Linked DNA regions of Mus musculus: region 2 is linked to region 1. A link is a loop called in an ENCODE intact Hi-C map of the cell type or tissue named here. Cell type or tissue: gastrocnemius. All regions are shown on one strand. Links, peaks and the distances in the headings refer to the core of each region. The heading gives the core; the rest is flanking DNA.

What was found. Hi-C counts contacts between places; a loop is a spot of excess contacts. Peaks named below come from ENCODE experiments on the same cell type or tissue, not always from the same donor. Only the 100,000 strongest peaks of a DNase experiment are listed, where the experiment ranks them.
Region 2: it touches region 1 in a loop (2.1-fold over the local background); 2 of 42 quality-filtered maps call a loop at or near these places.

The regions. Positions count from the first base shown.
Region 1 is chr5:5,374,121-5,390,449 of GRCm38, forward strand. Cdk14 (cyclin-dependent kinase 14) reads right to left here and starts at 6,131. Exons shown (of 15, transcript NM_011074.3): 1 at 5,915-6,131. The coding sequence starts at 6,005. In gastrocnemius, for the core only: a CTCF peak has its summit at 6,584 (motif pointing left); DNase peaks (open chromatin) are centred at 5,804, 6,183 and 6,450; H3K4me3 peaks cover 2,680 bases; H3K27ac peaks cover 1,722 bases.
Region 2 is chr5:5,277,428-5,293,756 of GRCm38, forward strand. The region is part of intron 2 of Cdk14 (cyclin-dependent kinase 14); the gene reads right to left. Among named protein-coding and RNA genes, the nearest start is that of Gm30151, 85 kb to the right of the region's middle. In gastrocnemius, for the core only: no CTCF peak of the experiment used is centred there; no DNase peak of the experiment used is centred there.

The DNA of each region.
Region 1 (16,329 bases), core at 3,260-11,259:
GTTAACCTTAAAAATGAAATTTTATCTCGTTCTAAAGAAAAATAAAAGATTGTAGTTGTCAACTATCTGTTCATTAAATCCCAGTTAATTATAATGTTTCATAGTAAGGAAGAGGCCCAAAATGTTAACTAATCTGAAACTACCAGTCACAGAAAATATTTCGAGTCTACAAACTCCTGCATAGGCGTTTACAAGTCTGTTCTAGATACTCCTAGCCTGGATTGAAAGGTGTGGTTGTGTGTGTGTGTGTGTGTATGTGTGTGTGTATATATATCTTGAAAGGTTTTGCTCTGGTAAAAGCTATGAAAAGCAATGTATTCTGGAAATTGAGTTATGAGAAATTAGGGAGCCTAAGCAGAAACTCCTAAGTAAGAATGTATATACTCTAGCCATGTGGTAATGGTATGGTGTGGAGTGGTATGGTGTGGAGTGGTGTGGTGTGGTGTGGTATGATAAGATGTGGTGTGCTGTAGTGTGGTAAGGTGTGGTGTGCTGTGGTGTGGTAAGGTGTGGTATGCTGTGGTGTGGTGAGGTGTGTTGTCATAATGTGGTGCAGTTCTTGAGATAAGGTCTTACTCTTTAACCCAGTTTGGCCTAGAACTAGCAGTAATCCTCCTGCTTCCGCTTCCCAGATGCTGGGTTGACAGGTTTGAGCCACCATGCTTGGCTTTCAAGCACTCTTGAAAAGGTTTTTTTCTCTTCTTCATATTATACATTTGTCATTTTAAAAAGTCCAAAAGTATGTAGCTATGGTGGTGGGCTAGCAGGGTGCAGGCTGTTGTGAGAGGCTAAAACACTTGCCAGTTAGTTTATAGTCTTCCCCTTTTAGCCTAAGACACTGACCTATAACAAACTGTCACTTTCTTCATGACAGAACAGGTTGCCCTGAGCAGAAAATTAAATGACAGTCCTTGTCCCAGCCTCAACAACTGCCCCTCAAACTGATTATATGCCCCCTGTCACTACAGAGCTGTTAATTTATGCTAAACCGTAAGGAAAGATAGAAGATCCTAGCTGATTCCTACTGACTAATTTTCACTAGAATTTTAGCTTCTAATCTAGAAACTCCCAAGCCCAGTCAACAACGGTGTGTCTTTTAGTTAGCATGGCCATTACAAAACATCGGTGATGTAATAATACAAACAAGTTTCTCCACTATATAAAACCATATATACTCATATATATACATATATGAGCAGCATTGACTTCAAATACAGAGTAGCATATACATGGGCACATAATTGCAGCTTTATCTGTCAATCACCAAGTGTGAATGAACAGTAGCCATGGACAGCCTTGCAAAGCTTGTGACTCAGAAGACAAACTTTTCAAAATGTTTTCTCTAACATGGTCGTTACAAAGTGCTGGAACTTTAGAGGTGTGTTTTCTTTGGCCAAGCTGTATTTCAGCTTGTACTGACCTACTGGGGGCTGAAAATGTGAAATGGCGTTGGGAAGTGAAGGGGAGGGGGGTGAAATATTCACACCGGCCCACTCTTTCTTGCCTTCTTGGTCCTGACAATTTCCCATCATCCCGCTCTAACGGGTGGATCTGAGATTAGTTAGAAAGGGAGTTGGAGGGTGGGGACAAAGAGAAAATTCTAAGTGCATTTGCTAAGCAATAAAGAAAAGCCGATGATTCCCACTGCATGGTGACTCCGTGAGGCCCTGCTTACCACAGGAAGAACAAAGCTGGACTGAAAAGCCTATTACTCAATAGATACCTTTCATTGATAGATTGACACCTGACATGGTTTCTTCTAAATATTGCACACCTTGCCCTAAAAGGGAGTTGACGGAATAACAAAGACCAATTAAAGGTGTTCTTGCCAGATAGCTATCAGGTCACTGGTGAGTAAACTCTGACCTAAACAAGCACACAACATCTTGTTATTGATTATGTTCCCTGATTGTCATTAATCATTTATGTAAATGTAAAACCACAATGGTCCTCAAGGATGTCGTGGGACAATAAGCAAATTGTGCTACTCTGACTTAACAAAAGGATAGATATGGAGTTGTTGATACTCTATCTGGTCCTCAGTTCAGACACAGTTCCCAAAAGGCTTCTTAGTAACTCACCAAGGAGATCCTGCTGTGTCCTCCATGGCACCTTCACTACTAATCTTCATTATGGAATTTGCCACTTTATGCTAGCAATGCTCATTCACTAGCCTGTGTTCCAGCCATATTGAGCACTAACTCCAGGACAATATCTAGCGCCAGAAGGTATATGGTAACATGTGGCATTAAGGAGTCCTACCTCAGTGGCAAAGAGAGAGAAGGTCATATTTTAATGTACACTAAGGTTTTGGCAAATGAAAACCATATATATTTTTATGTAACAACCATAAACATAAGTCCCATTACTATAATATCCACTCCGTCTTCTGCACCCTCCCCTTGCCCCTCCCTCTTGCTAGGCCCAGAGTTCAGGGCCTCACACATACTGGGCAAGCTCTCCTCACTGAGCCCAAATTAAAACCATTTATAGCTGCTTTGGGGAAGAATCTGGCACAACAGTGAAACCGTAAACCTGAGCACTTTACATCTATCTACCATTCTTCATGGAATGGCTGGTCAATGACAATGTAGAGCTACACAGCGACAGGCAGAGGGCAAGAAACCCACAAGCATTCCCCCTAATCTCAGCTTCCTCCTTCCACCCACATCCTCTAAACAAGCGCATACATGGGCTCCTCTCTAATAGCAAGCATGCGCATCCTTTCCCGGGGAAAGAATCCCACCAGGTGAGAAGGAGGGTCGGCATCTGCATTAGCCTGCCTGTGAAGTCAAAAAAGGAACCGGCGCCAGGAATGGATGGGCTCATTTCAGCTACTAACTACAATTAAGTTCCAGCTTACCTTAGCTAGCCTACAAGTTCTAAGTCAGGAAGGGGAGGAATCCTGCTAAAAAAAAAAAACAAGACCACCATCCTAAATAGGTGACCACACTGAGCTATTGCGCAGGAAACCAGAAATAGTCACTGTGGAAATGGATGCTTGACTTTAGAATTTAATTATGCTCATCTTATAAAAGAGCCATAGCTCTATTGTAGTCACTACCTGGCAGATGTCATAAATCAGAACCCTGTGGCTTGAAACCTAATGTGTCTCATTTGACCTTATGTAGCAATCTCGGGTCAGTTCTGTTTGGGGTTGACGGTGACAAAGTCAGCATGGTCTATGATGTATGACAAATTAAACAATCCTACTTCTTTTGTAGTCAGAATCACTATTAAAAACAATCACTGACTGCAGACCACATGCATGCATGCACTGTCATCGTTTTCTAGGCAAATGGTTAGCGATTTCTTATGGCTGAACAATGATATGGATATTTCACCATATAACAAACTATACCTAAAAAGGACTAAGAAAAGGAAATAAAGCCAATATGTATATTTCAAAGGCTCTCTTAGACTGGGTCATGGAATACATGGTGATGTTGGGTCGTTTGTTTATCCTTTGACCACTCAATGAAGAAAAGTAGGTAAGAAGGGACAAACAGAAATCGGAACTGATCCTCACCATGTTATAGATGATGTATCAGATAGTGTTATTCTGTCTCATTTGATCTCCACAATTATACAACTCTATGCAGGTGAGGATGCAGGAATTTAAGTGAATTACTGGTTGCCAAGGAAAAGAGAGGGCCAGGCTCACAACTGTCCAACTCCAACGCTTACCATGTTTTTAGGATGTTATACTACAAATCTGTAGCCACTTCTCCTCTTCTTCCTTTCTACCTATAACACTATCATGTCAGTATGATCTGATCCCTAATAATGACAACACGTTGCAAACATTTATTGAGTCCTCATTGCATGCCACACAAGACACTGCGTCATCATTTCACCAAGTGGGGAAAAAACCCACAGACCACATCCCTTGCTTATAAACTATATGAACCCATAGAAAAATCTCATTGCATTGTCTCTCGGTCCTCAAAAACATCCTTCAGTCAGCAAACTGAGTTCACTGCCTCTGAGTGTGAGGGAAAACATAGAAGATGACTTTTTCAGTAGTGCTCTTTCTAATAAATATCCTGGGTTTGGTGCATACACAACAAAAATCACTTAAAAATGTCAATAATTTCTTTCACAATGTACCACAGTAAGATCTGCTCTTCTGAGTCCTCTTTCAATAAAGACATTATCAGCTTTCTTTACTGAGCTGTACTGTTTCCTAGAGAATGGACATAAAGGCCACATAATCATACCAGGCATTGGTGAGGAGCGTTAGACTCAGAAGGGAGCTCTCACACGACTAAAGCCGAGGAATCCAGGAAGCCCAATTAACTATAATATCTACTGCCAACACTGCAGTTAATCCAAACAGTACTGATTGGCCATCAAACCCTAAAATTATTTAAACATACAGGATTTTTATATTATTACCCTTGGTTTCTTACTGAGACTCAACTGCAATGAATTATTTAACACAAAACTGGAGGGGCTCCAACGGAATCATTAGCATTAGTAACTATCTAGCTAATGTGCTTTAGAACAGGCCCTAATGGACTCCAGAACCCGCCTGGGTGGTGTTTTGGGTCCAGCCCTGAAACATCCTTGTTAATAATGCACAGACTCCACACCTCACTCTCACACTCCTCTTGGCTTCAAACTTCACTTGAATGTAGGACTCCACACTCACAGGCCTAACTCAGAAAAATGAGTCTGTGTACATTCAACGCATGTAATAAGTAAAGGCACGACTAATATGACTTCTGCACATGATTTACAGTGTTCTCAGGAAAAGCAAAGTGTCAAACAAAATTGATAATAATAATAATAATAATAATAATAATAATAAGCTTGACTAAATATTTATCCATGTTTTCATAGTTCATTGTCCATACATGCAAACTGTCTTCAGACTGCAGACACTCACTGGCACATCAGGGCTTTAAGGAATTAGCTTATGATTAATTAATTAACTTTCACTAACATAACAGGTGAGCCAAAGGCCAGAAGGTATGCTGGGACACTCCCATGTGTTGGCTTGGGGCTTATAGGATTCCCTTGCTTTGCACAGTTACCTGTATCAAAGAAAGTTAAGGACCAAAGTTTAGGTAGCAGCTATGCCTCCAGGTTTACAGGCACTTTCTGCCACCAACACTCAAGATTCAACAAACCCATTCCACCGGACACAGCTGTCATCTTGCTGCAGCCTATAGCATGTATTCATTAAGTATCCTAAACATTCCTTGAGCGTTTTGTTTTGTTTTGTTTTGTTAATGCTGTGTGTTTATGCTCTGTTAAGTTGGTTGATTTTTTTTTTAAAGAAGACAATAGCCTCTGGACTGCACTAATGGAGCAAGTTCAGGAGACATATTCATAAATGTCTCCACAACTTCACAGCTCACCCTTCACCACAGCAGCTGGAAGGTTTCAAGACCTACAAACCGAACACCCAAACCTCCAATTATAGGACCCGGAGTACGGAACAAAAGGTCCCAAGGTATCTGTCCCACTTCCTCTAGGTTGAGTACATTAAACAACATCAGGCACATGTCAACGTTTCAACAATTCCCAAAGCTAAATTATTGGCTAAGCACTTAAAACCAACTCGCTTTAAGTAACCTAGGTGGCCACAGAAACCCGATGGCGGTGGGGACCGGGTGTTCCCTCTCCGGTTCACTGCGGGCGCCAAAGATACTATTGGCGGGGAGGAGGAACTCAAATTGGAGGCTTAAGACAGTCCACGAACGAAGCCCAGGTCCTGGGGGCAGAGGGATGGCCCTCCAGCTGGTCCCTGCCCTAGCCTGGAGTCCTCTCCTTCATCCCTGGTTCGCAGCTCACCCCGAGGTGGCAGCCGCCTGGTTGGTGCCCGGAGCACGGAGTGGGCGCGGGGACTGAGGGAGCGAGCCCCGGGATCGCCCGCAGGACACTGGGGACAGTCGACTACACTCACCGATGCGGCTGAAACTCTCGGACAAAGTTCTCCTCAACTTCTTCATCTTGCCGATCTTCTCGGCCGGCTGCGGTTCAATGAGGTCGCACATCTGGGCGGCGTAGGGCCCCGGCAACTTCGCGAAACTGGTCCAGCGCAGCGCAGCGCAGCGCAGACAACGGCGGGCGAGGGCGCGCGGCGCGGGGAAGGCGGCGCCTCGTCCTGCTCCTCCGCCTCCGCCTCCTCGCGGGCCGCGGGCGACGCGCAGCGCTCGCCAGGCTGCGGGGCTCGGGCCTGGGCCGAGGCTGGGCGCGCGGGGGCGTCTTACGTGGTGCCGGGGGCTGCCGCCATCCCCGCCGCCCGGGGGCCCCCGCGCTGCGCGGCCGCCCGCCGCATTTTCCCTCCTTTGTAAGCAAGAGCCGCGCGGCCGCGGCCGGAGATGGGGGTCCGCGGACGAGGAGGCGCAGGCGGCTGCGGACCGGGCGAGCGGGACAAGTTCCCCAGCCCGAGGGGCGGCGCTGCACGGAGACCTGCGACTGCCCTCGCCGGAGGCCTGGCGCCCGGGACCCCCGCGCGACCCCGCGCCGCGCTCCGGCTCCGAATCCGACTCCGACTCCCAGGCCTCCGCCGCCCTCCCGGACCCGCCGCGCCCGGGCGGCGCCCCCTCCCGGCCGCCCGCGCTCCGCCCGCCGCGGCCGCGCTCCTTCCGCGCGCTCCGGGACCGCAGCCCGCAGGCGGGCCAGTCCACCCGGTGCGGTCCGTGTTGGCCCACGACCCGGAAATGTTGGGGAGTGTCCGACGAGGTGCTCGAAGACCTTGGGGACGCATTCGGGTTTAGGATAGACTTTATGGCGTGGGGTGGTTGGTTTTAATTTGCAGGGAAAGTGGGTGCTCCAAAGGGCAGGAGAGGCCCCATTTTATTGGGGTACAGTGCAAAAGCTGAAAATGCTCCCCACCCCGGAACTTCTAGAAGTCAGGGCACCTGCGTTTTGCCTCAGCCCTGTCTCTGGGTGACAGGAATGTCACTGTGGGTGACTCCTCAGCAGGATACTCTGGTCATCGGTAAACTTACAACCTATTGTCACCTCCTTTCCCCACTTCAGTGAATGAACTTGAAAAGGATCTTAAGAGTGGCTTTTTTAAAAAGCCCCGGGACAAACAGTTCCGGCAGAAAACAGTCTTTTTTTTTTTCTAATAAATGAGGTGCTCCAAACGTCAGTCTCCCAGGGGAGGGTGAAGGAAGATGGGGGTTGGCCTGGTGTACTGATTATGGGCCAGCAAAGTCCTTATGAAAGAAACGTTAGTGATCTTGAGTCATCTGGCTGGGTAAGTAATAGGAGCTTTTGTGGGTGTGACAATGCTGTTTAGTTTAAAGGAAGTTTTGGGGAGTTTGTGTTTTGTCGAAAGATGTTTATCTTAAAACAAAAACTAGCCCCCTGCCTTCCTTAAATTGTGAGGTAGAACACTGATTTGTTCTGCCCTGTGCTGAGCACATTACAGGGTTTTGGTAGATTGCCACTGATAAAAAGCTGCTAGCTAGTCAAGCCAAGCCCCTAACAGGAGAGAGCCAGGAATCCATAGCAAAGTCAAGAGAGTTTAAACGCAGGGATGTTGGGTCCTGACAGCCATATCTCAGTAATTACAGAAAGCACCAACTGTGGCTTCATGCAGGAAAAAAAGTTTTATTGACATTTACCACTTGGTCAGACTAATTAGAAAATTAGCAGTTACAACTGAACTCACAGAGAGAGAAACAGAGACAGAGTGAGACACAGAGACACAGAGAGATAGAGACAAAGAGAAAAAAGAGACGGAGAGAGATCCAAACACTGATGCCTTCTTCCAGTCAACAAAGTTGAAAAAATAGCTAATGATAAAACCTTAGAGCGCTATGTATCTGCAGCTGTACTGCTGTCTCCTTTAGAAATGTCTGATCTGAGTACAGAGAGACACAGGCCCAGTGTCGTGGCTCAGTAGTGAGTGTTTGCAGCCGGCATGCTTTGTGTACGTGTGCTGTGCGTGTACCTGCACGTGCATGGGTGTGATAGCCTTTGTGTACATGTGCTGTGCGTGTACCTGCACGTGCATGGGTGTGATAGCCTTTGTGTACATGTGCTGTGTATGTGTACCTACACGTGCATGGGTGTGATAGCCTTTGTGTACATGTGCTGTGCGTGTACCTGCACGTGCATGGGTGTGATAGCCTTTGTGTACATGTGCTGTGTATGTGTACCTACACGTGCATGGGTGTGATAGCCTTTGTGTACATGTGCTGTGCGTGTACCTGCACGTGCATGGGTGTGATAGCCTTTGTGTACATGTGCTGTGCATGTACCTGCACGTGCATGGGTGTGATAGCCTTTGTGTACATGTGCTGTGTGTGTACCTGCATGTGCATGGGTGTGATAGCCTTTGTGTATGTGTGCTGTGCATGTACCTGCACGTGCATGGGTGTGACATCCTTTTTACCTTCCCAATATTTCTAATATTCTAAACTTTGAAAAGCCAGTTTACAATCTATGCATACAAAGCTATTGTTTGTGACCGTTTTTTAAAATAACATGAACTTGTGTCACTATATCTAGGGTTAGTAGGGGAAAACATTTAATATTAAGCTGTGGCAAAATATGCAAAATATATATATACATTTCTGAAATTTACGAAATTTCTGGAAACAAAAGGAGAAACTTAAGAGAATATTCTAGATGGGGCACAACTTTGTCCTTAGACGTTATACTTGAAAGTAGAATCTGAGTATTTTGCCCCCCAAATGCATTAATTTTATGTTGCAAAAATACTAACTTACAACATCATGGGTATTAATTTCCCTTTTCTGTCTCGACTCCAGACGTCCAGCCCTGTGCACTAAAGCAGAGCAGTACATCTGGCAGATGAGACCTGTGTCCAGTGACAAGCCAAGTGAACCCTGGCAACTGAATAGCCAGCTTTCTGCTCCATGTTTGTACGACACTGGCACGTTATGCAGGAAGCCTACAGAATAGAGAAGGAAATTAACTTCATGCTTTTGAGATATGTGTACTTCTGTTTAAGGGTTCAACGTGTGTGTGTGTGTGTGTGTGTGTGTGTGTGTGTGTGTGTGTGCGTGCGTGCGCAACATCTGAAGACAAGGACATAAGCTTATCTAGGGACTAATTGGCAAGTGCTGACTCAACCAAATTCACCAGTGCAATGTGGTAGGCCGGAAGAAGTTGGCTGTGGATCCAGGATGCATGAGTTTTCATTCCTGTTCCATCAATATGTGCTGTGGAACCTGAGAAGAGTAATGCATCTACTTCCTTATCTATAAGGAAAAGGTTTAAGCTGGATAAGCTCAGGTGTCGCCTTAGCTACAAAAATGTGAAGGTGGCATTACCCCGTTCTCAGCTTACATACTAAAGGCTGATTACACCCTCGATACACAAAGGTTGATATACAAGGTACAAAACATACTTTATAGATAAACAAAGCAAAATTACATGTGGTTTAATGTCCATCACTTCTAGTCACCGCAGACATAAACTGTGCATTTGTTAGACAATATTGTGGTTCCAGCCCGGTAGCATACACCAGCAGACATGAGGCCCCAACACATGTACCTCAGAGGACTGCCTGGTCTAGCCTCAGAGAAGATGCACCTAACCCTCAAAAGACTTAAAGTCCCCAGGGAGTGGGGAGGTCTTGTGGGGTAGGGGTGGGAGGACATCCTCTTGGAAACAGCGGGGGTTGGTGAAGGCTAGCAATCCTAACCCAAATAGGCAGGGAGTGCAGGGTTTGATTAGGATCAAAGAACCATCAAAAGCAGCTCACTGCTGCTTAACCAACCATACACAAAGGTAGAGTCAGGGGAAAGAAATCCATGAAACAAGGAAGCCAAGGACAAAGGTAGAAAAATAGTTACATTCACTGATGTGAACTTCCAGAAAACAGTTAAAGCTTAAAGACTGACATCCAATCAGCATAATTACTGGAGTGGTGGAAACTTTTAGAATTAAATATCCTCCAAGAACTCTGAAACGTTGATCTAGTTCATTATTCTTGGGATCAAACATCACTCATTTCTGAACACATTCAGGAAATGAGGGAGCACATGGTTTAGATAGTTTGTATAACTTTTTTAGGAGTCATTAGTGAAATTGGTACATGTAATTCAAAAGGCTTAATTTAACCATTCCGGCTATCTAGTGTTCCTACTGATGGATAGAACTGGTTCATCTAAGTTTCTTTCCCTCCTTCCTTTCCTTTTTTTTTCTTTCTTTCTTTATCTTTGTCTTTTTTTGTTGCTTGTTTGTCTTATGATAAAGAGAACCTTGAAACCAGAGAGGGGAGGAAGATGGAGGGTTGCACAAGCTAGTGTAGTTAGCCTCCTATCAAAGGAGGCTGCTTCTCCTTCCCATCCTTCCTCCACTTCCTGCCAGCGCTCCATCACATGCCCACTCCTTATGTGGAGTCACTCCTTGCTGACACAAACCTCCAAGTATATCCAGAAACAAGAACTACCTTTATCTAGTGACTTTATACTCAGTCCTGAGTATTTTTCATCCTATATTTGGAGAATCCCAGTGACTGAAGTAAAATGATACTTGCAGATAGCTAGACATAGAACAAGGAGTTGTAAAAGCATCTACGTGACATTACGTATAAATTAGCTCAGAATAGGTTTGAAAGTAATAAATTGCCCAAGTCAAAGTATAAAGTATACATTAAGGACTAGCAATATTCATACTCTATTATATTAAAATGTATTTAAAGCTTAAAATTTGCCTTATTAGTCCTGATTTTCACTGTTAACATAATTTATCTGGAAGAAATTTATATGAGAAAATAGCTACCACTATTTCTATCAAAGATACAATGTGTTTAATCATATCCTTTGATGTTCCATGTGTGTGTGTGTGTGTGTGTGTGTGTGTGTGTGTGTGTGTATGTGAGAGAGAGAGAGATAGAGAGAGAGAGAGATTCACCATGAGCTAAGAGTCCTTCAGTGTTTTATGTTACATCCATCAAAATGAAGCTTCAGTAGCCAATCTTATAACTGAACTCCGGACAAGGGTACGAAAGTGGTCCTACCTCTGAGAACTAAAACCTTAAGCCTCTAATCAGTGGAGACAAGTCCTGTTAGTAGCAACTAAATTAAAAACTGAAGCTCTGCTATCAACTACATCCTGGGTTTCCTTTCAGGATGCGTGGCATTTTGACCTCATTCACATGCCTGTTGCAGTCCAGTACTTGCAGGTCAGAGGAGGCATCTACATTCTCATGCCTGTTCCAATCCAGTACTTGCAGGTCAGAGGAGGCATCTACAGAATAATCAGTGATGACGTCATCACACATCCCCTAACTGCAGTGACTTACTAATGGTAACTTTAACATGTAAATAAAGTACTGTATATACAGCAATGACTCGATTGATGGACTCGTTTTATTTTAATCTTAATCTTTCTCTGCCCTGCTCTAAGAGTCGGTATTATCCCTATGTAGCACACAGAAACGGACCTAAAGACGGCATGAGAAAGCATCAAGACCATCACATCTGCTCCAGTACTAGGCTGAGATACTTTCAGTTTCCAAAAAGAGTTTTGAATAAGCCATCTTTGTGGCATGAGGCATGTCATTCCCATACCTGAGATGCAGTTGTACTTTTTATAGAGAATGACAGGAGAATACAAGGAACTCGTCAAACTTAAGAAGTTTAATGCATCAAAATTTCTGAGTTCCAACACTGTATGTTGCTCTTCCCACATGTGGGAAATGAATGTGATATTGAAAGACATACAACTGACTTTGGAAAGAGGCTCCTCTACTCAGATTGGTGTTTATAAATGAAATGATCATTTTTTAAGTTATCAGGTAAGTAAGTCATCACTACATGTTAGGCACTAACCTCACAAACACTCTATGAGGTATATTTTAGTCTTCAGTTCTGCAGGTAAGAAAATTAAGACCCGTAGAGATCAAGCTGATCCCTTAAAACTAGTCAGATATTAATAATAGAAGAGTTAGAGCATTACAAAAATCATTATGCAAACCTAGAGGTAACCATTGTTTCAATGGAGACAAAAGTCACTGGAAGTGGAGACATTAGGTAGAGCATGTATTAAGTTTCAATCAGTTTTAGCTACATTAAAACTATGATAAAGTATGACAGTTACACATAGTGTGAATCTGTTTCTCACAGTCCTGAAGAACAGGAAACCCAAACCAACACCAAAGTGCAGACATATTTAGTGCCTGGTGCAGAATGCTTTCACGGAACCTTCTGCAGCATCTCCCCAAGTGGAAAACACGTGCTAGTCATGTAGTTAAGACTGTATATTCTTTAGTTCTTAGTAGAGATATCAGACTGCATGTGTTCCTCTTGAAAACTCATTAAAATATCATAACTCATAGAAATATCAAAACTTATAGAAATATCAGACTGCATACATTCTTCTTGCAAACTCATTAAAACTATATATGACTAGATGGTTTTATTTTGTTTTAAAAGGCAAGATATTGTTGTGTAGCCTCCAGAGGTTGTATGGGGCTTACTCTGTAGACCAGGCTGGCCTTGAATTTATGGTAAATCCCCCTGATTTTGCCTCCCCAGGGCTAAAAGCACGTGCACAAAAGGTAAGTCAACAGCATGATTTTGGAAGCTAAAAGACAGAATAACAGCTGTATAGTAACTGAATTGTCAGTCTCAGAGGAGCAGAGACGTTGAGAGCCATTGACAAGGCTGAGGCAGAGCCTATTGAGAGCTGTAAGTGATGATTGAGGACCCTGCCTGTCTTTTTTGCTCACTCCCATGGGCCTGGTCAATAGGTGGTTCCACAATGTATCCCATGGCAGAGCCAAATACATCAGTCAGACATCCTTGTACCATTTTGTTGTCTCCCTCCTGGATGACGGCAGTCATTCATGGATCTTAAGATGTTGGGTAGGGTAGAGTATCCTAGTAAGAAATATGGAGGTCAAAACAAACAAACTAGGGAGAGAAGGGAAAGGGGGAAATGATCAGGTGTGGGAGGAGACGGGAGAAGTACAGAGGGTCAGGAAGTTGAGTGGAGGTGTGTAGCAGTGGGGATGGGGAACAAGGGGTAGCCACTAGAAAGTCCCAGATGCTAGGCACCCAAGAGGTTCACAGGACCCAATGAGGATGACATTAGCCTAAATACCCAACAAAGGGAAGATAGAACCTGTAGAAACCATATCTGGTAGTTAGGTAGAGCCCCCAGTTGAGAGATGGGGCCACCCACTCATCTCAAAAATATTAACACAGAATTGTTCCTGTCTAAAGGTAATGCTGGGACAAAGAGTGTAATAGATACTGAAGGACAGGCCATCCACAGACTGCCCCACCTAGGGATCCATCCCATCTGCAGACACCAAAACCAGACACTATTGCTGATACCAAGAACTGCTTGCTGACAGGATCCTGGTATGGCTGTCCTCTGAGAGACTCTGCCAGAGCCTGACCAATACAGATGTGGATGCTCACAGCCAACCATCAGACTGAGCACGGGGACCCCAGTGGAGGTGTTGGGGGAAGGACTGAAGGAGCTGAAGGGATTTGCAACATCATAGGAGGAACAACAACATCAACCAACTAGAGCTCCCAGGGAATGGGAAGAGAGGCCCTTTGTCCTGTGGAGACTCAATACCCCAGTAGAGGAATGCTAGGGTGGTGAGGCCGGAGTGGATGGGTGGAAGGGGGAGCTCCCTCATAGAGGCAGGGAGATGAGCATGGGATAGGGGGTTTGTGGAGGGGAAACCTGGAAGGGTGATAACATTTGAAATGTAAGTAAATAAAACAACCAATAAAAATAAATAAATAAGTTTTTAAAATGAAAAAAAAAAACAAAGGAACTATAGAAAATTGACCAGGAAACAGTGAAGATTATGCAGGAAGAAGAAAACAATACTATTATTGCTATCTTCAGAGATTTAAAGCTGCTGAAATATATTATAGCCACTAAACAAGACATGAACACTACGTCTTTTTAAGTTTTGCAATAAATTTTGATGACCACAGAGTAAAAGCAAACTCCTGTATATTAATCTTATCAGTTAAAAAAATTCAGTTAAAAATTTAAAATATAAATAATGCGAAAAAGTTTCCACAAAACAAAACAAGACTGAGGCATTGGAACCCTGAAGAGAATAAACCACAAGAGAAGCGCAGTCTAGTCCAAGAAGCTCAGACTCTGAATAATGGGAGTCCCAGAAAGAAAACAAAGGAAAGCAGAAGGAGGAAATTATCAAAGAAAAAACTCAAGAAAATTTCCTGGAATGACAGGATAGAACTTTACAAAGTGCAAGGGCCTATTGAGTTCTAAGACAATGCATGAAAATAGTCCTACACCGAGACACATCATTATGAAACCACAGCACCACTCGGACAAAGGAGACTCCAAAGCTTTCAAAACACAAGATTCGAAGTAGAACTGGGTACAGAGTGGCTGAGACGTCTCAGCTGCAGCAGCACGAAACTCAGACAGGACTACAAGGGGAAGATTGTTAATCCAGAAGCCCATCAGGAAAAAGAAAAAGGAAGAAGAAGAAGAAAGCTGTTTCCATACACTAAAGGTAACCAAAGTCACCTCCCAGGTCCATGCCTGATGAAGCTGTTAACAGATTTGCTCAACCAAGAGAAAATAGAATCCCAAAACGGGGTTTTGATATCCCAGAAAGGCAGAGACAGAAACGAGAACCCAGGTCCATAGCACTGAAGGGCAAGGAGCAGAGCAGTGTAGATAACCTTAGAAAAAACGTTTACCAAGAAAATATAGTAGTGATAGAGCGAGGAGTGTTTAAAACATGTCTAAGGAGATTTGCAAAGCTGGAGTGAGGGCAGTCTGGAGACATTAGTAAGGACCGGAAAGCTGTTTGGATGGTGGGCATAATTACCCACGCAGGACTTTACTTAGATAACCCAATGTATTCAGCAGTCAATATAAATCGAATATATTTATTTCCCATACAGGTTCCCAGCACTGACTGCTCTCTAGTTCTAACAAGAAGTCAACCTCTGGGCTGAGGTGTCTGTTTTTACTATGGTCAAAAGGTCAAGATGGTGGAGAATTTTCTCACCATGGGTTAGAATCCAATTTTAAATTCACACTGGTTCTTAGAAGCAAGGCCTGCACAGCTCTTTTATCTTAGTTGCCCAGATATGTGGGGTGGGAGGGACAGGGAGTGAAAGCTATCCATATTCAAACAAATCTGGAGCCAGCCTCTTCCTCATAAAAGACAAATTATAAGGAGAGAGGGGAAAAAAAAAAGACGGTTAACGACAGAAAAAGAAAATACAAAAGGCAAAAGAGAAGTCATCTTAGGATAATATGTGCTGTGGCTCGAATGGTAATAAAATGTACAGGGACATACTGATCTAAACAAGAGTGGGATATAATTAAGAGACAGTCGTTAGGAGGGGGAGGAATGGGAGATTATGTAGGTACATAGGTACCACATGATGTAATGAAAATAAACTGAATCTTAAATTCTAGAATAGAGTCTCTGATTAAAAAAAATAAGAATGTGAATGTTAGTTAGGAATGTGGACATACGCCAAAGGCATCGGGTAGATAGTTGGAAATTATTGTCTCTGGGGAGTTAAAGAATAAGACGTTGGAGACAGTTGGTATGAGAGGCACATGTTGGAGAACTTCTATTTGTGTGTTTGTGTTGTGTGTTTAGTTCAACCACAACTAGTGTGGTGCTGATGGGACTCGGAAGCTCCTTGTCAACACTGCTATTGTCTGATAACACAATCTAATTTGCATTTTCTTAAAATGACTCTAGTATATTACAAAGAACTCAAGGGAGGGAAAAGTAGATACTGAAGTGTATATACGGATGCACTTGGTTGCCAGGACCCTGGAATATGGGCATGAAGTGATAGCCAGCTGGAACTCACGTGTGGCAGCAGGGCCACATAAAGGACATTTGTGATTATTTGGGATCTGGGATGGAAGAGAGGAAGTCAAGATTTACACTGCGTTTTCTGCGTTGGACAATGAGTAGGTAGGTAGTACCATTCTTTGACACCAGAAACGACACTGAACGGGTATCGTCTGGAGAAAATGGTTTCAGAGTTGGGTATCCAAAACCATCACAAATATGAATCTGGATCTCCAAAGAGAAAGCAAGTCTTAAAATGTGTGTTCGGAATTAGCATGAGAAATGGCCACCATAGACTGTCTAACAAAGCTCTCAATACCAGGTATGAGAAACCACCTTTCCAGGTGTTGGCCTGGGAAGTGAATGCAATAGTCCCCAAACAACATAGGCTGTTGCTGCTGAAACGGATTCCGTTCTGGAGACTGAAAGTAAGTCCATTCAGCCCATTGCTGAAGACGCCTTGAACTTTGGACACACGACCCAGAGAGGTTCCTCCTTGAGGACTGGCTTTCACGGTACTTGAAGGTGCTATGCAAGCTTTAAAGGGAGGAAAACGT
Region 2 (16,329 bases), core at 4,324-12,323, 96 kb before region 1:
CTTCAGACTCATATATCCTACTATCTTTGTTGAGTGTTGGGCTTCTCCAAGGTTTTACCCAGGGCCCTGATGTATGGAGAAGGAACACAGCTCCTTCTCTAAAACCAGGAACATGCTTGGCAGAGCCAGTAATGGCACAGTAGCTAAGTGATGCTCCTGTTGGAGGATACAGCCCACTGTGTGTGCTGGCATCCTTGGGCCAGGACAATTGTCTACTTCAGTTCCTTTGTGGAGCTTCTGTCTGCATCCTTCAATGACGAGCCATAGCCTCTAATGACAGACCAAAGCCTAAGCTGTAATAAATCCTTTCCCCCAAATTGCTTTTAGTCATGTGTTATCATGACCGAAAGCAATGTAGAATGGTGATAAACTTCAGCACATTCTACTTTGAACATGTTCAGCTTTTAATCAATCAGTCCTCTGAAACCACTTACATTACAATCTTTAACACACAACTTCCTGTGTGTGCACAATCAATTAACTGACATATAACATTAAATGTTAATAAATTTTCAATTTCAAGAAGAAAATTTTCAGGAGAGAGTTCAATTACAGATGTTTTGACTTTATAAAAATATGTAAATATGTGCAACTGGCATATGGTTATTAAGACACCAAAATAATCTAGAATTTCTCCACTACAAACTTCAAAATAAAGTGTTTATAGCAAGACAGGTATTGCCTATTCACTCAAAATTGTGGAATTGCGGTGAGGGGGATGCATAAAAATAGAAAAGGGAGAATGGTAACCAGCACAATAAAGAGATAAGAGAGTAGAGAGAGTGAACATGATCTAAGAATCTAAGAATATAGAGAGATTATGAAATATAAGCCGCAATGGCATCCATTATTTTTCACAATCTGCACTAGTTCAAAAATAAATAAAAGAAAGAAGTACTAATCTTAAATTAAACTTGTTTTAATATTCACATTAAACTTAAAATAAGTTTAAATTAGTTTTAGTATTTACTAGTTAACAATATTAATATGGAGTATTCTTTTTACTAAGTTTCTTTTTTTTAGTCAAACATTTTTGATGAAAATTAAATGGCCTTCTTTTCCAGTGGGTTTGGTTTTAGGCACATCCCTTCTTTTCTAGGCTTTGTCTGCACCTTTAAAATTAGCAGGTCCCCTTAAAAGATGGTGCTCAGAGCTGAACAAAGAATTCTCACCCGAGGAATACCGAAAGGCTGAGAAACACCTGAAAAAATGTTCAACATCCTTACTCATCAGAGAAATGCAAATCAAAACAACCCTGAGATTCCACCTCACACCAGTCAGAATGGCTAAGATCAAAAATTCAGGTGACAGCAGATGCTGGCGAGGATGTGGAGAAAGAGGAACACTCCTCCACTGTTGGTGGGATTGCAAGCTTGTACAACCACTCTGGAAATCAGTCTGGCGGTTCCTCAGAAAATTGGACATAGTACTATCGGAGGATCCAGCAATACCTCTCCTGGGCATATATCCAGAAGATGTCCCAACCGATAAGAAGGACACATGCTCCACTATGTTCATAGCAGCCTTATTTATAATAGCCAGAAGCTGGAAAGAACCCAGATGTCCCTCAACAGAGGAATGGATACAGAAAATGTGGTACATTGACACAATGGAGTACTACTCAGCTATTAAAAAGAATGAATTCACGAAATTCCTAGGCAAATGGTTGGACCTGGAGGGCATCATCCTGAGTGAGGTAGCCCAATCACAAAAGAACTCAAATGAAATGTACTCACTGATAAGTGGATATTAACCCAGAAACTTAGTATAGTGAGATATAAGGTACAATATGTAAAACATATGAAACTGAAGAAGAACGAAGACCAAAGTGTGGACACTTTGCTCATTCTTAGAATTGGAAACAATCACCCATGGAAGGAGTTACAGAGACAAAGTTTGGAGCTGAGACAAAAGGATGGTCCATCTAGAGACTGCCATATCCAGGGATCCATCCCATAATTAGCCTCCAAGCGATGACACCATTGCATACACTAGCAAGCCTTTGTTGCAAGGATAGTGATATAGCTGTCCCTTGTGAGACTAGTCCGGGGCCTAGCAAACACAGAAGTGGATGCTCACAGTCAACTATTGGATGGATCACAGGGCCCCCAATGGAGGAGCTAGAGAAAGTATCCAAGGAGCTAAAGAGATCTGCAACCCTATCGGAGGAACAACATTATTAACTAACACCAGAGCTCTTGACTCTAGCTGCATATGTATCAAAAGAGGACCTAGTCGGCCATCACTGGAAAGAGAGGCCCATTGGTCAGGCAAACGTTATATGCCCCAGTACAGGGGAATGCCAGGGCCAAAAAATGGGAATGGGTGGGTAGGGGAGTGGGGTGGGGGGGGGGGACTTTTGGGATTGCATTGGAAATGTAATTGAAGAAAATACGTAATAAAAAAATAAAAATAAATAAAAAAATAAAATTAGCAGGTCAATCATTAGCTTCCTGTTATACTTCAGAGCTGTTATTTACATCCCCATTTGCTGTGACTTCATATTCAACAGCTTTGCAAAAATATAGTTAGTGCCTACTACTCTCATAAGTAAAAGAGTTGGGAGAAACAAAGTTTAGAAAGGATAAGATCCCCGCAGTGAAGTCAATCCCAATGTAACTAGCCCATTAGTTTCCTCCCCAGCTGTTCGTCATCCTCACTGGCAAGTGCCATCCATCAAAGTGTAGGCTCACTTATACCCGCTTTCAGTGGTTGGTGTCCCTTCCTTGCATTGGTCTCTTTACACCACTCATCCAGAAGACGAGCAGAGCAGAACAAGGTATAGTATCTATCTTGACTATAACCCCAACACTGAGAGTCAAACAGAAACTGCTGTGAGTTTTGGCCAGCCTAGGCTACCTAGCAAGTTTTAAATCATCCTGGACTACAGTGTAGGGCCTTATTTCAAAAGAAAAGAAATGAGAAGAGGAGGAGGAAAGGAAAAGGAGGAGAGAGCAGCGGGTACCATCAACACCAGAAATGGCAGAGAAGTAACCAGAAAATAAACTATACAGGATGCCAGAGCCTTCTTAGATCACTCCCTTCTGGTTCACTAGCAAGCTTATGATTAATGTGAAGTGAAAGAGAATCTGGAATGAGAATCATTAAGAGAATGAAAAGGGCAGAAGATTCAAAATACAGACAAAGTGCATCTCCTTCACTGGCAGAGAGCACAGCACTGGTCCTCTGCAACACACTAGGCTGATGACTGCTCTCTCCCAATCAACTTCCCTGAGAGAGCCTTTCCTAGATGCTCCAAATGGCACAATACTGGATGTGCTTTACTACTGGGAAAGCCATAAAGATAGGCATCTGCCTAAGCCATTCCAAACTTAGGATACCCAAGATATAAGATACAATTTGCCAAATGCATGAAACTCTAGAAGAATGAAGACCAAAGTGTGGACACTGTGCCCCTTCTTAGAATTGGGAACAAAACACCCATGGAAGGAGTTACAGAGACAAAGTTTGGAGCTGTGACAAAAGGATGGTCCATCTAGAGACTGCCATATCTAGGGATCCACCCCATAATCAGCTTCCAAACACTGACACCATTGCATACACTAGCAAGATTTTGCTGAAAGGACCCAGATATAGCTGTCTCTTGAGAGACTATGCCAGGGCCTAGCAAACACAGAAGTGGATGCTCACAGTCAGCTATTGGATGTAGCACCGGGCCCCCAATGAAGGAGCTAGAGAAAGTATCCAAGGAGCTAAAGGGATCTGCAACCCTATAGGTGGAACAACATTATGAACTAACCAATACCCCGGAGCTCTTGACTCTAGCTACATATGTATCAAAAGATGGCCTAGTCGGCCATCACTGGAAAGACAGGCCCATCGGACAGACAAACTTTATATGCCCCAGTACAGGGGAATGCCAGGGCCAAAAAATGGGAATGAGTGGGTAGGAGAGTGGGGGGAGGGTATGGGGGACTTTTGGGATAGCATTGGAAATGTAATTGAGGAAAATACGTAATAAATAAAAAATAAATAAATAAATAAATAAATATCCTTATATAACAATGATGAAAGTCCCAAGGTGTCTGATCAAGGAGCACATATCTCATGTGCACTAACCTTGGAGTGCTTCTTTCAAAGCTTTGTTGGCATCACAACCCAGGGTCAGGAGTCCCCCACTAGTGCCTTATGCAACTTCTGTTCAATAAATATTTAAGTACGAAGGAGTGTAGATGTTTTAAAATTTAAAAACGACCTTTAGACATTGACCTCAATATTTATATTCAACAGAAGTAGTCACATTTTAAATACCTTTGGGAAGCACACACAACACAGCCATCTCAAAATGGGAAGAAAAAAAAAAAAAAAACAGGGAGAGCTAGCAAATATGTACAAAATCTGAAATGTTTCCTATAACAGCAAGCACAAAAAGGGAATCTGGGTTTTTACATTCAGGCTAAAAGTACAATTCTTCCATTCATGCACTTCACATTTTTATGCATCTTTTCTAGAACAGGAAAAATGGTTTCATACCACAAACTATAGAACTCTGTTGGCAAAACACTTCTCCCTAGGGGAAAAGTAGTTTCTGGTTCTCAGACAAAATAGCTCCAATTTAAAGTAGGTTTGTTTTTTTTTTGGTTTTTTTTTTGGGGGGGGGGGGTGTTTTTGTTTTGGTTTGTTTTTTGTTTTTTGTTTTTGTTTTTTGTTTTTTGTTTTTGTTTTGGTTTGTTTTGTCTTTTTCATCAGAAATATGTGATGACCCCTATGCAAAATATAATGAAAAAGATAAACGATGCTCTAAGCTGGCAAATGAGGCCTGGGTTTGTATTTGTAAGGAATCAGATGTCTGACTTTGGAGTTCTTTCACACAACTGAAACAAAGACAATACAAGTACATGTATGCATGATAAGCCCTCCTGGTAAGGAGTTCTCCCCGAGAAGCCATCAACAGTGATGCTGCTGCTGATTGCTAGGCTTCTTCCCAAATTCTCTAATGCTAAGAATCTGATACATAGACACACTGGAGATGTTTAGATACAGATCCACAATGGCCTATCACATTCCAGTAAACTCCCAACCTACAGTAAACCTGTAACATATATAAATGAAAAAGGCATCCGACTGAGATTCAATAAAAGCAAGTCCAGTCTAGTTCGCTAGCTATAAAGTGTTTTCCATGAATACAAACTGCCCAGACTCAGGAGCTGGTGATCACGGGTGGGGGCCTGAGATTACAACTGATCAGGGACTGACTTCCTGGTATCAGAAGATAAAGCAAGAGCGGCCACGCCCCTTCTCCAAGAACAGGGACCCAAACCTGCAGTGGAAAACAAGCACCTGGGGCTTACACCTGAACAACTCTCACCAAGGAGTCCCCAAGAACACATGTTCTTCAGTTCCAGGTTTCAAAAAATGGCTATACAGAACACAATGGAGGGCACTGAAGGGGGCTTAGCAGTGAGGGGCGTGGGCAAAGCTAAACAACTGATCTAGCATCATGAAGAGATGCTGTGGATGAGTCAGTGAAATCAAACCAATATTCCTGTGAGTATTGGTGGGAGACAAACATGAAATGCTAGTCATTACTAAAGGCTCATTTGCAGTAGCCCACTTAATTCCACTTGTTATTCAAAGAAATGAGCACCGTCATGGCAGCCAATCAGTAAGGGTAAAGTGACATTTAGAGTTGTGAAGCAGTGTAGCCAATGTCATAGCACAAGAGGCAGAGCTGGAAGTCAGGCACGAGTCGGGTGAAAGCATCCCTTGTAGTCCATGCTGCTGCCTAATGCACCAAGCCTCTCGGGATTCTGAATTTGAAGGTTGACCAGAAAGCACCATTTTCCTAAAAGCACCTCAGATCTTAATGAACCACACTGAAATTCTATACTGTGACTCAAATTCTGGTGCCTATGCGTCTGTATCGTGTGTTCCTTCAAAACACATGCTGAGACTCTGGGCTGGCTGCAGACAAGTGAGGACTTTCCAGGAGTCACATCTGAGCTCTGAGGTTACAGTATCTACAGTTCTCCATTCAGTATAATCTTACCTTCTAATGAAGGGGTTGTATCACCTATGTCATCTTTTAGCCTAGAAGACTCTCTGCTCCCATGTAGATAAAAATTGGGGAATTCTGGTATTTATCTACTGAGCAACAAATCTAAATGAGACCCAATCACTGGGCTATCTAGTAAAGTTTAATGCCTTAACACCTCACAAAGAAAACAGCAGTTGTAAGTGGAAGCCATCAATATTTATCTTATGCTAGTCACTCTAAAAATGTGCCCAGTCCGTTCTACCCTACACAATGGGGATGATTACAAAGAGAAGGGTTGCAGAGACTGATCACTAGAATGTCTCTGATATACTTGAAGCACCACAGTTTCTTCCTTCTGTGCAGCTGTACAGCTATAGAAAGGGTAAAAATCCACCAGGTAACAAAGTTGGTCTATGTCTGCTTTGAGGACAACCAGACAACGTCAGCAGTGTGAGAGGGAGACCTGTGTCCATGACTCCTGAAATCAAAGCAGCAAAACTGCTGGGTGTTATCTGCTCAGAACGCCTACCATCCCGGATGGAACATATACAGTCACGTGGAGCATTTAAGGGACTTATACGGCTTGATAAGATTCCTAATTTGTCATTTTTATTGCACCAGTACTAAGACATTCAATAGTTCCTTCTTTCAGAGGCGTTTTGTTCATAATCTTGTACTTGTTCTGCAAGCTTTTTAATGTCTACCATGGTGAAGGAAAGAAACTGGAAAAACTTTATGACTTATATATTGACACAAAGTCAACATTGTCATCCTGGTCTTAATTAGTATTAGTCACAGTTACACAGGTCATAGACAATGCTGAGGCTAGACTGTCTGGGTTCATATCCTGACATATATATCACCTTCCAGATGGTCAACCCCAAGCAAGTACCTTTACCCCTGGCTAGAAAATGGAAATCATCATGACAGCACTAACTACTGAATACTGTGATAAGAATACATTTGATTTTTCTGAAGTTCCAGAACAGTGTTTTGCCACAGAATAAACATTTATACATGTACATAAATGGCGTTTATTATATAAAATATGAATAATGCTGACTGTATGCAGAGATTTTTGCAATGACAGCGAGATGGTTTCCTTACCTACAAGAAGCACATTCCTTCAAAAGGAACTTTTGAAGGTTTTAGACTCGGCCTCATTCTACAAATAATTTCAAGGCAGAAATGTGAAATTCTTACAGCACAGAAAGCTAAAATAAAATCCCAAATAGTGATGCTGGGATGGCTCAGTGATCAAGAAACCAGGCTCTGTTCCAAATGTACACATCAGGGCAGCTCACAACCACCTACAACTTCAGCTCCCGAGGATCTGACGCCCTCTTCTCGCCTCTACTGGCACCTGCCCTCCCATGTGCATATCCACAAGCACACACATAAGCTAAAATAATAAAATACAAATCTTTAAAACAAAACACAAAAGCCCGCATGTAAGGACTGAGACATCTGTTTTCACATGACAGCTTGGCCACAGACCTTTTTTCTCCTCTTCTATCAAAACACGATCTAAAGTCACCAGAACCCAGACCAAGAGAGAAACGTTTCAACAGTGTTGAAGGTGCAATTACTGGTGTGGCTGAGTAGAGGAAGCTCGTGGGGAGCCGCTGACATGGGAGCTAAGGTCTGCACCAAATCCAGACAGGTTGGAAAACGGAGGGAAAATAGGAAGTTTTGGCTGAAGCTGCAGAGCTGCGCGATCTCCTTAGGTCACAGTGAAAGGTGCAGGCCCCTGCCTGCCATTCTGTCCCAGTGTACCTAGGCTATTTGTCATCTGAAGATACTGACATCTATGCCCTTGGAAACTGGAAACACAGCACTAAATTCAAAGGACTGAATACTGTGCTCACTAGAACCTCTCTTCAACTCCCTTGATCTGCTCACATTCCCAGGGCCTGATCTAACCCATTAGACTTTCCTATCCTAGAGAAAGATGTCTCCAAAAACAATTGAATCTTTTGGAAAGCATTTTGTTTGCTGTGTCATTACCCTAAAGGAAAGCAACTTGTTAATCAACCTTGCTCATGGTAAAGGGCTAATCTAAGAGCATGTCAAGACTTATCCTCACACACTGGATAGTATACGATAATCATGCAAGTCACGCACTTCGGAACAGCAGCAAACATGCACAAACAACATACAGAAAAGGGAGACGACATATAACAGACATTACACCGAACAGAACAATGCTTTAATAGTAAGAAAACAGCTAGCCATGGTGCCACACCCCATGGTGCCACACACCATCGTGCCACACACCTAAACCCCAGCATTCAGGAGGCCAAGGCGGGAAAGCTGCATGTCCAAGGCTATCCTGCGATATCTAATGAGACCCTGCCTCAAAATACCAAAGGGAAGAGAAAAGGAAAAGACAATGCATACAGGGACCAGAAAAACAACAGGGTGATGATTTTAAAATTCTTTGGGGACAATTATTTCAGCTATAATTCTGTATGTGGCCAACATACCAACTGAATGTAAAAAAAGAAATCAGGGCAATAACAAGGCCCAAGGAACAGAAAGTCTCCCTGTTGCTCTTCTCTCGAAGTCACTGGTTAACTAATTCTTCGAAATAAGAAAGTAGGCCAGAGTTGGTGACTCATGCTTGTGTCATGACACTTGGGAGACCTGGGCAGGAGGAGTCTGAGGTCAGCATAGGCTGCAGAGTGAGATCCTTCCTAGAAATAAAGTTAGAAAGCAAGAGGTGTGAGGTCATGCTGAAACAAGTGGTCAGGCTGAGGGGACAGCAAGGGAATGGGAGAGCTTCGGGGCTAAGACCAAGTGAAACCAGGAGCCTGGATCCAGAAAAGCAGGTTCTGTGGGACAGAAGCACCTACTGCACTCTGCGACAGGAATGATTTCCAAGAGAGGACAGATGAGAACACAGGCAAATGAGCACATGTAAGCTACTAAGTCAAGCTGGAAACAAATGTTAAAGAGAAAAGCAGTGTGCTACAGTATACCTGTTGGCTCTGAAGAATATATGTACCAAGTCAAGCTGGATACAAATGTTAAAAACAACAGCAGTGTACTATAGTATACCTGTTGGCTCTGAAGAATATATGTACCATGTGCCCAAACAAAGTTCATGAATTTAAAGTGACAGATAAAGTGGCTTATAAGGCTATTTTTTTCATTAATTTATTTACTCATTTAACATCCCAATATCATCCATCTCTCCTCCCAGTCCCCCCTCACACAGCTCCTCCCCCATTTCCTTCTCCACTTCTCCTCTGAGAAGTAGAAGCCCCCACCCTGGTATTGTCGTACCCTGGAACATCAAGTTTTTTAATCAACCTTTGAAAAGCTCCTCAAAACATATTTGGGTAATTATGACATCATTTTCAAATAAACACATGGTCGTTCAACATGGACTGTACATGAAGTTAAGTCATTACAAGATAAACAGATAGTAGAATATCTGTGTGTATCTGTCAAAAAGCTGAAGCAATAAAAACAAAAGGTAGGTTCTTGACCTCCATAAGACTTGTCAGGTGTATCAGCACCATACGGTGGGCAGTCAGAGCAACTCTTCAAGTATTTGCAATAAAACACATCTTTAAACCAAGTCTAAACATGAAATGCACACCATGTTGCCTTTATCTCTCCTTTGCAGATCTTTAAGTGTGACACACACGTGGTATTGACCCTGAACTCATATGCACCAGAATCACTTTTCAACTACCCAAAAACAACCCTGAAATTGACTCACCCTCCCATGCTTTGGATTTTCAGTCACTGAGTCTGGTCACAAAATAACAACTCCAACCATTTCTCAGGATCTCCAGGACTCTTCCTAGTCAGGCATGATGACATCAGCAAGATTCCCCTTGAAGACTCCCTCAGAAGCATCTCACCTAGTTTCCTGCTATTTCGGTCATTTTCCCACATAACTGATAAAGTGTCCTTTTGAAACAGACATGAAGCCGCTTCACTCTACTCAAATTTAGTTTAGTGTGAGTGTTTCCTCTGCATGTGTGCATATGAGCCATGTGTGTGTCTGCTGCCCTCAGAGACCAGAAGAAGCTGGTGAGTCCCCTGGAACTGAAACTACAGACAGCTGTGAGTGGCCATGTGGGTGCTGGGAACTGAACCTGGGTCTGGACATCTCACCACCAACTCACAAATGTTCACTAGCCTGCAAGAGGCTGAGGCAGGAGGATCTTGGGTACAAGGACAACCAAAGCTACAGAGACCCTGTGTCAAAACCCCAAGCCTAAACTTCTTTGCTAGCTATGGAAATGGAAGGCCAGCAGTTGGGTGACTCATGAAAGGAGCTGACACGTAACTGCCCTGCAGGAATGAGCTTTAGTAAGAGAAGGAGCCTCGTGGCCATGGTGAGGTCTTAGGTAGCCTCTGGCGGCTTTCTGTAAGTTTCCAGGGCCAGAAGCAAGTCTTGGACCATGTGGTTTAGTCTAGGGTAGCACAGTTGTCAAAGACCATGGAGGAGGCAGGCAGTGCTGAAGACAGCACATGAGGAGCAGTGAAGCCACAGCCCAGAGGCCTCTAAACAACCCCTTAGTGTGGCAGAGGGAGGGGAGAAGGGTCTAGTGGGTCTCAGGCTCTGGCTGCTTACTTCTTAGGGTGACCATCTTCTTAAAGGGGAAGGCTTTAGTCCAGCATCCCACAGTTCCTGTCTCCACAGTAAATGCCACTTTGTAGCAGCCTGTAATCTGTACAAGGTAGGATACACTTCTGACTCCATCCCTACGAGTTCCCCCTCTCTCACTCGGTTCCACTCCAAGTGGCCCCTTACTGTTGCTGAAAACACTAATGCCCCAGTTATATGAATACCCTATGTCTATGTATATGTAGGCCTCATGTCTATAGAAGTGTCCCTTCTGTGAAACCTGGGTGCTTACTGCCTGCCTCTCTCCACAGCTAAGTTCCTCGGGGACAGGGCCTTTCATCTGGTTTTCCCATTGCTATATCCTCACAGATCAGAACAGAGATAAACACATGCCAAGTGACATTTATGAATGGTCTAAAAATCACTAGGCTGCATGTAGCCAAATGTGAGTACATTTTACAGTTTAAAAAATGGCTTTGGGTAATCATGATGAAAATTTTTTTAAAAACTAAAGTACAGGGGCTGAAGAGATGGGTCAGCAGTTAGGAATACTGGCTGCACTTTCAAAGGACCTGGGTTCAATTCCCAGCAACCACATGCCTGCTCACAACTGTATGTAACTTCAGTTACGGGGGAGCTGACACTCTCAGGCAGACATACGCCAATGCATATAAAATAAAATTTTAAAATTATTTAAAAAAATCACAATACAGAGTACTTAAATGTAAGCTGAGGACCAAGACAATACTGTTCATATTTATAACTTACAAATTATTTGGTTTTATTTTTATGCCTTACTTTCTAAAGTGATTAAAAAAAAAGCCCTGGTATATATAATTTTAATACTTTATTTTCCTTCTCTCTCTTAAAAGCCCCAATACAGGGGAATGCCAGGGCCAAGAAGCCGGAGTGGGTGGGTAGGGGAGCAGGGAAGAGGGAGGGTATAGAGAACTTTCGGGATAGCATTTGAAATGTATATAAAGAAAATATCTAATAAAAAATAAATAAATATGTTAAAGAAAATGAGAAAAAAAGTATCTGGATACAAAAGTAGTGTAATTACAATATATAAAAGATCCCATACATTTGCTACACTGGGGTTTCAATTTGGAGTCAGCTACAATTTGAAGCGATGTTTGTGCTTGCTCCTAAAATGACACAGCTTTAAGGGCTGATCCTCATTCTTAAGGCAGAAAGCACCACACCTGAGAGAAGTCATACAGTGTTGCTGGACGCAGGCTGAAGTTCCTGCTTCTAAAAAGACTTCTGTCTAAGAAGAAATAAACTAAGCTGGGGTGTGCTATTCAGTTACTACAGATGTTGTAAACTAAAACTGAAGAACTATTAGAAAGAAAATAAAAATATTTAGTGATGTTCGCAGATAACACTACTGGGAACTGTGGAATGGCCTTTGCGAGAGTCACCATGCTTAGTAGGTAGAATTCTATTTGAGCTGAGCAGGCACGATCATTCATTCCATTTTGCACATAAGGAAACTGGAACACTGAGAAAATCGACCACTTAAATAGGAGCCAGTTAGAGTTACAACTCAAATCCATGTCACCCGACCCCAGCACTCACACCCCTCATTGTCCCATGGCTCTCCCTAAAAGAGCAGACCAGTGCCTTTGCTTGCACAGCATACTTGAGGTCTGCCTTAAAGTCTAAAGCTATAAACGCTCATTTCTTGAGGCTACAACAGCTTATTTGAAATTAAGATCCTTAGAAACTGGGCTTGATGGCACAAACCTTTGATTCCAGCAATCAGGAGGCAGAAGCAATCAGATATTTCTGAGTTCAAGGCCAACCTAGTCCACATACATATTCAGCCCAGCAGAGGTTCACGGTGAGACCATGTTTAAAAAAATAAATAAATAAAACACAAAATCTTAAGAACAACCAGGAATATTAAAATATACAAGAATTTCCTCAAAAATAAACACTTCTCTTTCTGTTGGGTCATCAGAAAATTATTTTTAATTTATTAGCAATTTTTAAGTTCTTTCATCTATTTACCAACCAATTATTAAATCATACAACCTCCCTGAATGATAATTCAAATACAGGCAATTGTGTTTAACACTTTCAGAATAACCAGAGCAAATTAACATGCACTTTCAAATGTCATTTTGACATTTAACTCTACCCAGTTAAGTCAACTCTATAAATTCTGAATTGACAAAAGCCATCTCTCCACAACAACCACAGAGAAATACTTCTCCACACTCTGCTGGCTCTCGCTCAACAATGTGAAGAGGTTCTCTCTTCACATCTAGTCTCCCAGACAACTCCAGACAACCCCTTAGATCCAAACACAAAACAAGGGATGCTGGGGATGAAGCCCTGTCCAATCCAACCAAAGGCAAAGCTCTCAGGTCCTCACAATAAAGCAGTCGTGAAAATCGAGCAGCAACAACACCTATGGGTCCTGAGAGTTACCACACGACACTTTAAAACTGCATTTCTCTCTTCACTTCTACAACAACATGGAGACATACGGGTTGTCCTCATGTGGCAGAGTTCAAGGTAATTACATGAGTATTTGTGATGCTCGTATGGGCACTGTACACCAACTGTCTGTTGACCTGTCTGAGAATTAAGGCCCTGAAGGTGGAAGAACAGAAGAGGGCAGAGTTCAGGGTCCACTAAGGGAAACAGGCAAAGCAAGGGACCAGTCTGTCCTATTTAACAACCTCTGTAACCCAGCCAGGTAGGTTTTAAAAGCACAGTGTGTGTGTGGGGGGGGGGGGGTGGGGGGGTGTGTGTGTGTGTGTGTGTGTGTGTGTGTGTGTGTGTGTGATGAGAGGAACGGAATGGGAGGGAAGGGGAAGCCTGCCAGTTAATTACAGGCGCTGGTATGGTGAGGTGATAACATCACTGTGAACACTGTTTGCTCACATGGATGGTATTTAAACTGAAGTCACCAGTGATTACAGCAGTGTAGAATGGACAGCCCACAGTCTCAGAAAGCTCAGGTTAGGTCACAGCCCACTGGGATACTAACATGAGTAACATGAGGCTTTATTAAGTTACCGTAATTAGACGCTTTCAAAAGACCATAGTACTTAAACTACAGCACACAATAGATTGCTATTCTAGTTTACTTTTATAATAATCTATTGCTGTGGATTTTTTGTTAACATCAGTAACAATGCCAAGGACTACGGACACCATGCTTAACTATACGTGACTGTTGAGTCATCTGCACAGATTCCTTAGACAATAAAAGACAGTTCTTTACCAGGCAGGAATGAAGAAATAAAAATTTAACTGTCTAATTTTGTAGTGATATATATGAAAGTCTAATTGAGTCCTTCGAAACCCCAAGTATCACAGGATTTTTAATGCTATTTCTTTTCATTTTTCTGTCCCTTCCTTATTTTGTTGGCAATCATTACTGACTTGCATTAGAAATCTGTATTCACCGGTCTATGACTGACCCTAGGTGTCAACACCAGATATTGAATTCCACCATGAAGCAATCATTTTCTTTGCTTATTCTCAATGCAGGGGTGGGTCACAGGAGTGTTGTGTGTATGTGGCCTCTGACTGCTGTGACCGAGATAACCCAACCACCGACTCTTCAACTTTACTCTATACAGTTCCCACAAGCCTCAGCCTCTCACCCTGTATTTTGTCATCTGTATGCTGTGAGCATTGATTTATGGAAGATTGAGAAGAAAAAAAAAAGATCATAATTCCAAGCCCCATTTCTCAGCAGTCAAATCTGACAGCTGACTTAGCCCAGTATTTACTGCTGCCTCATCTGTCCTGAAGCAGCTGCCACTGCTGTAGGCTGCAGTAACTGCTCCGAGTTTATAGCATCTGTGGGAGAAAAATGCTATGGCCTCAAACGGTATACCTCAGGCTGCCTCAAGACAGCTTTGAAAACCTAAGTCTCTTTAGGGCTAATAAGGTCATCCTGTTTTAATTTCTTTCAGGGGAGAAAAAGGTTAGCTACTTTTAAAGGTAAAATCTTGCTTTAAATCAAGTACCTTCTTAAGGGTAAGGGGACCCCTGACCGCAAGGACCATGGGTAAAAATTTACCGCCTGGGTATCAAAACCTTCTCCAACCTAGAGCATCTTGCTCTCTTTACTATCGTCTTGCACATTATGTATCAAGGGTAGTTCTGCCTCTCGTGTCCCTCAGTTATGTCTACTTTCAATGATACCATTCCCATATATCAAAAAAAAGAATCTTGCATGACCCCCACCTATCCAAACCCTGCTCCCCCTTAAGAGCCTAACTTCTGTGCCCTGCCGGGTACACTCCCCCAGTTTTTGTTTGGAACAGCTTCCCTGGAGTGGGCACATCAAAGCTACTTCTCACCAGCTTCTGGCCTGGCCCATCTGCTCAGCTGAAGTCAATCTTCTAGGCTATTTGTATAAACATAACTGCAACTCAGGTTCATAACTCCAGACCTACCGTAAGACCCCGCCACCTCCCACATCCACATGGTGTTCTGTAGCCCACTCAGATCGTGAAGTGAAAATGGCAAGATGGATGGTTTCTTCTAGCTGACATTTCTAAATTTCCCAAGTAGCAGCTGCTCCTTTAAGAAGCCATTCACTTATTTAGAGCCTGTCGTGATGAATGAATTTTTAATTCTTTCTTCTGCCACGGAGAATAGTACACGGACAATTCAAGATTTGCTTAGAGTATTTGATCTTTTCTTAGTCATATACTATCATTAGAACCACATTACTCACTTAAAATTAAGTTTAAGTACATCAGAATGTTAAATGTATGGGAAAATTCAAACACTACAAAATGGTCTATTGATGCTCTCAATTTTTTTTCTTTTATCTCAGGATTAAATCTCATGGCCACAGGTGGAAGTTTGGATTCATCATTCCCCTCAAATCTTTTTCAGAAAATAATAATAGATACAACCCTGTCCTATCTTATATATACCACATAATTTACAGTTAGTTCATTTATTTGGCAATGCTTAGCAGCATTAATACAAAGAAGTGGCATACAGTGTGAGTCACAAGTCTTTAAGGGTGCGGTGTGGGACTTCTGTTTCTAACTATGCCATTCTGAACAAAGGATCTCCTTTACTGACCATATCTCTCAGGATCATCTCAGCGAAACAAAAGCCACCAGGCCGCGTATTTAATTTTGAAGTTGATTTTCCAAGTTCATTCACATCAGGATATGGGTGGCATTCTGGTCAGTGTGGCAAGGGTGACTGAAAATGGTAACAACCTCGGACACCTGTTCCCTGAATTAAATCGGTCTTAAAGGCAGTTTTAAAAATCACATGAGTGGGAAGGGAAGGCAAACACTGGTTTAGAGCTGAATAAGTGTATATTTCAGAACAAAGGTCAAACAATGCTAAACAAGGACATTCTGTCTTTCTTCTTATCTGTGCTATCGTGTTCATTGCTGCAGCATGCTAATATGCTCATTATGAATTGTGCTTTAAAGAAATGTTAGGATACGTTCAAAGTAAAAATAGCTATTGAGATTTTGACTGAGAGAAAATTAAATTTAGAAATTAGTTTATGGGTTATTTACATATAACACTAATGTATTATTTTGTAAAAATGCCCTCATTATTTGTGTTCTGTTTTTATTTGATTACACAGGTTCTAAGGGCTGCTTATTAATATCTACTACCTGGTATTTATGTTTCCTTGGTGTTTTTCTTCTTATTTTCAAAATTAATATTTTTTATTAATTCTTACAATTTCTTTTGTTCATATTTAGTCCTGCACCTCGACTCCTCCCAGATC